Linked DNA regions of Homo sapiens: all the other regions are linked to region 1. The links are chromatin contacts, found by Hi-C in ENCODE. All regions are on one chromosome and are shown on one strand. The core of a region is the stretch at or near the end of the contact, and the rest is flanking DNA. Distances in the headings are between cores, read along the strand shown.

Region 1 (2,700 bases), core at 186-2,685:
AGGTGGGGATCTGTGCGGATCTGTGCCAGGGGCTAGCAGGGAGGGCAGGGCCTTCCCAGATCCTCTGGAATTCTAAGCCAACCGGACAATCGAGTTAGCGTAAGGGATGGTTTTGGAAGAGGCCGGTGATGGGAGCCGATGATGGGAGCCTGCCGGAGGTTCCACAAGAGCCTAGAGGAAGCCTAGAGACGCTGGCACAATTCAGTCCTCACCGAAATCATTTCCTCTTTCTACAGTTCTTGTACCCCCATCTTGACAGATCAGTTCGCACAAGAATGCGACCCTTTCGCTGCCCTTTTTTAGGAAATGGTTTTCATGAGACCAGCTTTGCCAATGACACGGGCGGGTACACCAGATGCTAATGGCTGCTGAAAACGCCCTTAGAACCGGCTCTTCTTTTAGAAGAAGGAATTCTGGAATGCGGAGTGGGCCCCCGAAAGGAAGCGACCCTACGTTTATCTGAATTCCCAGGGGCGGTTCGCCAGCGGCTCCCTGCGTCCTCGCCGGGTCCCCTGTCTGCAGTCCCCGGGCCGCACGGATTGACTGCTTTTTTGTTTCTGGCTGCTTTAAGGCTTCTTCGGGCGGAGAAAACCCCACTTTAGGGGAGTGATGGTGGGGAGGACTTTCCCAGGCAGCTTCTTTCACCCGCAGCAGGGAAGTTTGCAGGGCGCGCTCCGCACAGGTCACTGCCTCACCTTCCACCCCGGCCGCGCCCTCGGCTTTCACCCCCTTGGCTGGGTTCGCTTTTGGTTTTATTTTTCTGTTTTACGTGAGTAAATCAATTGCCCCCAGGAGGCAAAAGAGCACTCAGCGACTTGGCTGAGCAACTTAAACTTTCTGCCGGAAGGAAACTATCAAAAGCGGAGGAGAAAGCCCTCGGGGCCCCAGACTCGCCGCCACTGCCCCGTCCCCGCTGGGGGTCCCCGCGAGGTCGCCGCGGATCCGGGGACTCGCGGGCCGGGAGGAAAGAGCGGAGTAAGCCCGGGGCAGGCTCGGACCCGGACCCCGGCAGGGTGAGAGCGGGGGCGGACCAGAGGGGCGCACGGACGGCGGGGAGGCGGAGAACAGGCGGGGTGCGGAGAGCGAGGGGCGCGGAGAGCGAGGGGCGCACGGACTAGGGGAGCCAGGGGGACCCGGGGAACCAGGGGGCGCGCGGACGAGGGGGACGGGGGCTACGAGAGGGGTGCGGAGAGCGAGGGGATCACGGGGACTGAGCGCGCAGGGAATAGGGGAGCGAAGGGGCGCGAGAGCGCGGGCCGGGGTCCGCCGGCGGGTGGCGGCCAGGACTCACCCCGAGAAGGCACACTTTGAGCTCCCGTATCGCCATCATGTGCTCGCAGCCAGGCAGTGCCGGGGCTCAGCAGCATCCTCCGGGGCCGCCGCGCCCGCGCCCCGCCGGCGTCTCTCGCCTCTGCCCCTCGCTCGCGCCGCCCGCGGGCGGAACCGCCGCCGCTGCTATTTCTGGGCCGCCGGCCCCGCCGCGGTGGGTCACGTGGCCGCCGGCCGGCTCCTCCCGGGCGCGTCGGGTCCAGCCTCGCCGGCCCCCAGCTCCCAGGAACGCCCCCGGACGGCGTCAGCCACCCGGGACCTGCGGCGTCGCCGGCGGATTGCCTCCGCCCTCGGACCAGCCCCGCGCGGGTCGGCCTCCCCCAGCGCCCTCCGGCATCCGCCCCTCCCGGCCCCGCCTGGCCGCAGGGCCCGGGTGGGTAGGAAGGACTGGACCGGCCCTGTGGAGACCTGGCCCCACTACCAGCGGGTCCCTGAAGATGCCATTCTCATCTGGAAAGCGAATGCTCTCGGCCGAGGCCGTTTGCGTGGCAGCGCGTGGAGGTCTGCGGGGGTCCCATCCTCAAGCGACATTCTGGGTCCCACGCAGAAAAAGTCAGGCCACTGAAGGGGCCGCTGTGAGGACAGGGGTGAGGAGAAGGGGGCTAACTTTTCGGCCTGCCTTTCTCGACGTTCCTAATACCCGAGCTTCCGTTTAACATATGTGTGGCTCTTCAGCTCAGCCAAGTTCATTTTTCTGTATGCAGCTGAAAATGATTCTAGAAGCAAAACTCGCTGTCCGTGTCTGAAACGGGAAACTTGCTTTCTGGAGCAAAAGTCTTTTTCTCAGTAGAGCAAATCCTGCAACTCGTGTGGGCAGAAACCCAGTCCTCAGAGGTACAGGTAGAAACGTGGAGATCCCAGCAGACCCCTGCATCGTTCCTAACTGGGAAATGAGCAGAGTCTGTGGCCGCACACAGTCGGGGAGGCTTGGGTAACTGTGTTCTCTTCTCCATGTATGGCCTAGAGCACCTCATCCACTCGGATGACTTCATTCGTTGCTGCTACAGAAATGTCAGCCTTTTCAATGTAATCTATCTGAACAATTCACTGGCATTTCAGATGGGAAATGTTTTTTTAAAAACTGATTTTTTGAAACTTCATCTCCTATCCCAAACTCTCAGGCCTCTCTCTTAACCTTCCAATTTTAATCAATGGCATTTCCATTCTCCTAGCAGACCACCCACCGTGATCATCTGGCTTTGTTCTTACGGAAGCCAGGTTGAAGCTACCCAGTACCCAAGTAGCCCCATCCAATGGGAAATTCCAAATCAAGGCCTCCAAAGAGATAAGTCCTGGAATACAGGAGTCAAAATGGGCCCCGAAACAGACAATTCACAATTAAATTCCCCAGAAGAGCAGGAAGTTTGCCCT
Region 2 (2,700 bases), core at 148-2,647, 570 kb after region 1:
GCCTTTCTTTATAATTTACATAAACCATTCTAAAATGAAAACGAAATACATGACTGCAGATGCAGGCTCATTTCAACTTTAGGATTAGAGGTAATTCCGAACCATTACATACACAGCACTGGATCTGCAACACACTTCACCTTAGTTCGCAGTTTAACCACGGGTGTCCAGTGGAAATTACAATCCCGGTGACTACACTGCTTTAAATGTTTCCTAAGGTTTCAACGAGTGCAACAGTAACTTCCTATCCCAGACAGCGTCTTACTGTTATTACTAAAACAGCTGTCAGCTAAGCTTCGCATACCTCTTTGTACAACCGTTTATTCAACGCTTTGGGATCTGTAAGGATGCGTCACTCCACATCACTCCTCAAAACGAGATCTAAGAACCTGACGTGCTCCAGGGGTCTTGAAGCATCACAAGTGGGTACTTGAAAAACGATGACGGGAACTGCCTGTCCAATGCGGCAAGGTTATTTTACACTGGCATTTAAGACAGAACTGTAGAGTGGCTGCTCTTTCCCCGGACACTACTAAAGCAGCAATTTCCCCTTCTTGATTTCATCCACCTCTCCCAGGACCCGGGTACCTCCGACGCTCCCGGCCCGAGCGGCCGCGGCAGACTCCCCGGCGTCGGCGCACGCTCGGCGGCTGGCGGCGGGAACGCGCGGCGGGCCGGGCGCGCCCCCGCCCCCGCGGGTCCGACCGCCGCACGCCAGCGGCGCCCTCTCGGCCGCGCACACTCACACTCGCACGCACACGCTCCTCCGGCCCCGCCATGTTCCGGGAGGCGGCGGCAGCCCAGCCCCGCCAGCCGCGGTGAGGGGCGCCCGCGACGAGGCCAGCTCGCGGCCCTCCGCCCGGCCCCCGCCCCGCCCCGCGCAGCGCCCCCGCCCAGTTGGCGGCTCCCACCTGCGCCGCGGCTCCTCGCGACGCCGGGAGGGGCGGCGGCGGGCGGGGCCCCGGCGGACCCGCGCCGGGGGGCACTAACGGCCTGTCACTGTCAGGCGAGCTACGGCTCGGGCCAGGCTGGGCGGGCGGCGCGTCGGGACCGGGGGGGGCGGGCAGGGCGCGTCCCCTACCTTGCTCTGGGGAGGGGGAACGGGAGCAGCGCAGAACTGAGGGGATCTCCTCCCTGGCGCCGGGGACAAGCTCGAAACCGCGCCCCTCCTTCCTCCTTTCCTGTCGCCACGCCCCCCTCACCCGTACGGACCCGAGGCAAGGCCGGCGCAGGAGGCTTCACCCCCGGAACGAGTGCTTCGGCGTAGCCGTCGCTGTCGTTGTCTTCGTCGCCGCTGCAGCCGCCTGTAAAGCCGCCGGAGCCGGGCTTGAAAACATCTCCGGTCTCGGTCCGTCTCTCACCACAGCCTCCTCGCTCCCAGGACAGCGTCGCCCCGCGATTGGCTGCGACGCGAGCACGTGACACCCGCGGACACGTGACTACCGCGGGCACGGGACGGGCGGCGTGACCGCCCCGCCCCCCGGCGCCCGCCCCTCCTGCTGCTCAGCCAGGCTCCGCGAGCCGCAGGGCGGGGAAGCGGGACGTACCAAGCGGCAGGCGGCGGAGGGGTGCGGGCCGGAACTCCGCCCTTCGTGCTGGTCGGTCTCCACGCCCCACTCGGACTAGTGTCACCGCCTCCCCGCCGCAGACACTATCCGACAAAGGAGGGGGAATCAAAGGCTGGGCGAAGAGGCAGGGCAGGCGCCGGTGACGCTGCTGGGCAAGCGGGCTCTGCAGTAGCATTTGTGGCGACCGTGGCAGTGGCTGTGACTGGAAGCTTCTGGAAATGGCGGCGATGAGGACCCCCACATAGGGTATTCACCTGTTATTTTTACACGGGGTGGGTGGACGAGCGTGATCCAACTCAGGCAAAATGACGCTGCGACCGCAGCCCGAGGACTAGGCGAAGTTCCCCCGCTAAGCCGGCGGCGGCCGTCTGGCCCCGCACCAGGCCGGAGAAGCTGCACCTACGCCCAGAGCCCGCGGCCCCCCGCCTCAGGTGGGGCCCTGGGCCCCGCCCCGAAAGCGCGGTAGCGTGCACCTGCCCTGGCACCAGGGGGTCTAGAGCGCGTCCCCTCCCAGCCACGCCTTCCAGTGGCCTTTTTAAAGAGGAATTCAGTGCACCCTCCCACACGTAGTGTTGGGGATTTGAGAGGGAGCTGCTCAGGTACTAGGAAGGGTGCCGGAGGAAAATTGACCGTCGCAGCGTGGCAGCAGCGTGTACTCACTCCCTTCTGGGCGCGTTATTTACGTAGAGGTTAATCTGCAACAACAGCGTCTGTTTATGACTTAGTGCATGCAGTTACAAGTTTATGTTACACTGTCCTTTAACGTCTTGATGAACTGAGGGTTCAGGTGTGATCACAGCAGATGAAGTGACATTCAGACCTGACAGGGACGGCGAGGTCCCATCAAATTACTATGTAAAGCATAAACCTGCATTAAAGATCAGGAGTTTTTCCTTTCCTGGGTTCCTGATTTCTCCCACCTACAAATCTTTAGGGTCAACAAGACTAGAAAAAGAGCACCTTATGGCTAGAGGTGGAATAGTGTTACATTTAACTTGGTTATTTATGATGTGAAATACAAAGAAAAAAACAGTCGCCTATGAGAAAGTCAGGAGAGCTCCAGGGTAGGACATTTTCATTGTTACTTTTTTGTGCCACTTGGAAAATTAACTGTTGTTTACCTTCTCTCAAT
Region 3 (2,700 bases), core at 164-2,663, 640 kb after region 1:
TGCTCTTGTTGCCCAGGCTGGAGTGCAATGGTGTGATCTCAGCTCACTGCAACCTCCGCCTCCCAGGTTCAAGCAATTCTCCTGCCTCAGCCTCCTGAGTAGCTGGGATTACAGGCATGCATAACCACACCTGGCTAATTTTTGTATTTTTAGTAGAGACGGGGTTTCTCCATGTTGGTCAGGCTGGACTTGAACTCCCGACCTCAGGTGATCCACCCACCGTGGCCTCCCAAAGTGCTGGGATTACAGGTGTGAGCCACCGCGCCTGCCCATATTTCTTTAAAAGGCTGTTAAAATGCCCAAGGTAGTAAATGGGATGGAATTTGAGGCACATAAATGGGAACTCTATGCTCGCCAGTCCAGTCTATTCTTTTCTCTTTGATGCTGGGGTAACATATGACTGATCTCTGGAAGTTCCATCATGATGACGCAAAGCCATTCAAGCAAGACAATCCTAGTTTTGAATTTCAATGCAGAAACTTGCTAGCTGAGCTTCAGCATCCTAATCTGAAAATGAGAAGCCAATAGGTGATGTGCCCACCTCATGGTAGGTGCTCAACATAAGTAGCTATTAGAAATAGCACGAGTTGCCAGGTGCCACGGCTCATGCCTGTCATCTCAGCACTTTGGGAGGCTGAGGTGGGAGAATCACTTGAGCCCAGGAGTTTGACACCAGCCTGCACAACATAGGGAGACGCTGTCTCTACAAAAAATAAAAATTAGCCGGGCACAGTGGCTCACGCCTGTAGTCCCAGCTACTCAGGAGGCTGAGGTGGGACGTCAAGGCTGCAGTGACTGATGATTGCACCACTGCACTCCGGCCTGGGCCACAGAGTGAGATCCTGTCTCAAAAAAAAACAAACAGAAAGAAATAATATAAATCACTAATTCACAGATACCATTTAAATAGTTGCAGGAGCCTTCATTGCCCTAGATTTCTATATCTTAGAACTGTAAATATCCCTAAACAATTTAAAGCCTACAGCTGAGCCTGAACCCCAACAAGGACTTTTTTTGTTTTTGGGGCAGTCTGGCGAGACCCTTAACTCTATTCTCTTACTCTGTTTACAACTATGTTATTTATTACCAATCTCAGTGGAACTGCTTTCCTTCCTTGTGTAGAGCCTTACATATTTCACAGAGCACACGGGTCCCTGGTAATTTTCCTTCTCGAAGCAGGGCACCCTCCTGCTGCCCAAATATCAGGACAGTGTTCTGCGTGAGTGGGACGGGCCTGGAGAGGAGTGACGGCCTTCCCTTCCACGCGGTCTCTCTCCTCAGTCGTCCCTCTCTGCTTCCTCCTTCCTTCGCCCACCTGCTGCAGCTTATCCCAGAGGAAGTGGAACTGACAAACCATTGCTAAAAATACCCCCAGCTTGCCTCCTCAAGGGGGTGTCCCGTGAGGAAATGAGAAAATGAACGAGCAGTCTATAAGACCAACGAGGGCTACAGAAACACCAGAGGCTGTTTTTATGTTATGGATCCACTTCCAGTAACATTAGGGGCAGGGACTTGGTGAGGCAACCATGGCCTGCCCCTTACCAGCTGTGTGGCCTCAGGCAAATCATCAAACCTTTTGAAGCCTGGGTTAATTCATTTGTAAACTGGAAAATAATACCTACCATTCACAGCGTTCTTTAAGAATCAAAGCACACAGGCACTGTAGTGGAGACCTTGAAAACATCCTACCTACTATAAGTGATCCATAAATACCAATGGTTGAGTTTAAAAAATTTTTAAATTATTTTATTTATTTTTTTTAGGGAAGGTCTTGCTCTGTCCCTCAGGCTAGAGTGCTGTGGTGTGATCATAGTTCACTACAGCCTCGAACTCCTGCCTCAAGCCATCCCTCCGCCTCGGCCTCACAAAGCGCTAGGATTATAGGCACAAGTCACCGTGCCGGTCCCAAAGGTTGCTATACTCATATCTCCTCAGATTTTTTTGCCTTCGAAGGACCAGAAAAGTGGTGCTCAAGTTAAAGTTAAAAAGTTGAAGTTGGCCGGGTGTGGTGGCTCACGCCTGTAATCCCAGCACTTTGGGAGGCTGAGGTGGGTAGATCTCCTGAGGTCAGGAGTTTGGGACCAACCTAGCTAACATGGTGAAACCCTGTCTCTACTAAAAATACAAAAAATAGCCAGGTGTGGTGGCACACGCCTGTAATCTCAGCTACTCAGGAGGCTGAATCAGGATAATAGCTTGAACCCGGGAGGCGGAGGTTGCAGTGGGCTGAGATAGTGCCACCGTACTCCAGCCTGGGCAACAAGAACAAAACTCCATCTCAAAACAAAACAAAACAAAACAAAAAAAGTTAGTTTCCCTTAAGTTATAGTTAAAATGTTATGCCCTTTAACACCCGTGAGTTGTGGGGCAAATGGATGAAAGGCAAGAAATTTGGGGCAGAGGAGCCTTCTTGGTACAGACTCTCATATCACATCGTGTAAATTGCAGTGACATTGCACTGTATTGGGTGACTTTCCGTACTTGAAATTTGGCTTCACAGTGGCCAGTGTCACGATGAGCTCCATGATGGTCTAGTATTCCATTTTAAGTTAACAATGTTTTCAAAGCACAGAGGTTGCTTACCACTTTATGAGTCTCACTGGAATACTGTCTGCTCATCTGCTGGAAATCACCTTCTCCCTTAGTTTATGTCCTTCTGAGTCATAGAAGGCAGGCAGACCTCAGGTGCAAAAGGCATTG

What was found. Hi-C counts contacts between places; a loop is a spot of excess contacts on that map. Pooled maps may share reads with other maps.
Region 2: a loop to region 1 is called in a map with no recorded cell type, with 8 times the contacts of the local background. The contact joins the promoter of ANKRD12 here to the promoter of RAB31 in region 1. A Hi-C loop is called at or near these places in 6 of 37 single-sample maps with no recorded cell type and 5 of 50 pooled maps.
Region 3: a pooled map shows a loop between it and region 1 (5-fold over the local background). The contact joins the enhancer-like site here to the promoter of RAB31 in region 1. A Hi-C loop is called at or near these places in 12 of 37 single-sample maps with no recorded cell type and 9 of 50 pooled maps.

What each region holds. Positions count from the first base shown.
Region 1 is chr18:9,707,036-9,709,735 of GRCh38, reverse strand. It overlaps RAB31 (RAB31, member RAS oncogene family), which reads right to left and starts at 1,435. Exons shown (of 7, transcript NM_006868.4): 1 at 1,292-1,435. The coding sequence starts at 1,330. LOC124904244 (a long non-coding RNA gene) reads left to right here and starts at 1,764. Exons shown (of 2, transcript XR_007066281.1): 1 at 1,764-2,700. It overlaps LOC105371981 (a long non-coding RNA gene), which reads right to left and starts at 1,064. Exons shown (of 2, transcript XR_935131.2): 1 at 1-1,064. RefSeq lists silencers at 841-1,070, 1,171-1,740.
Region 2 is chr18:9,135,478-9,138,177 of GRCh38, reverse strand. ANKRD12 (ankyrin repeat domain 12) reads right to left here and starts at 1,397. Exons shown (of 13, transcript NM_015208.5): 1 at 1,213-1,397. NDUFV2-AS1 (NDUFV2 antisense RNA 1) reads left to right here and starts at 1,458. Exons shown (of 3, transcript NR_110772.1): 1 at 1,458-1,814. RefSeq lists silencers at 630-679, 720-1,119, 1,330-1,679, 2,030-2,119, 2,122-2,295 and enhancers at 1,250-1,299, 1,790-1,839.
Region 3 is chr18:9,068,529-9,071,228 of GRCh38, reverse strand. No RefSeq gene overlaps it. Among named protein-coding and RNA genes, the nearest start is that of NDUFV2, 33 kb to the left of the region's middle. Within about 2 kb of position 1,413, at least 3 of the 41 ENCODE cell types and tissues checked have a DNase peak (open chromatin) inside an H3K27ac peak, as active enhancers do.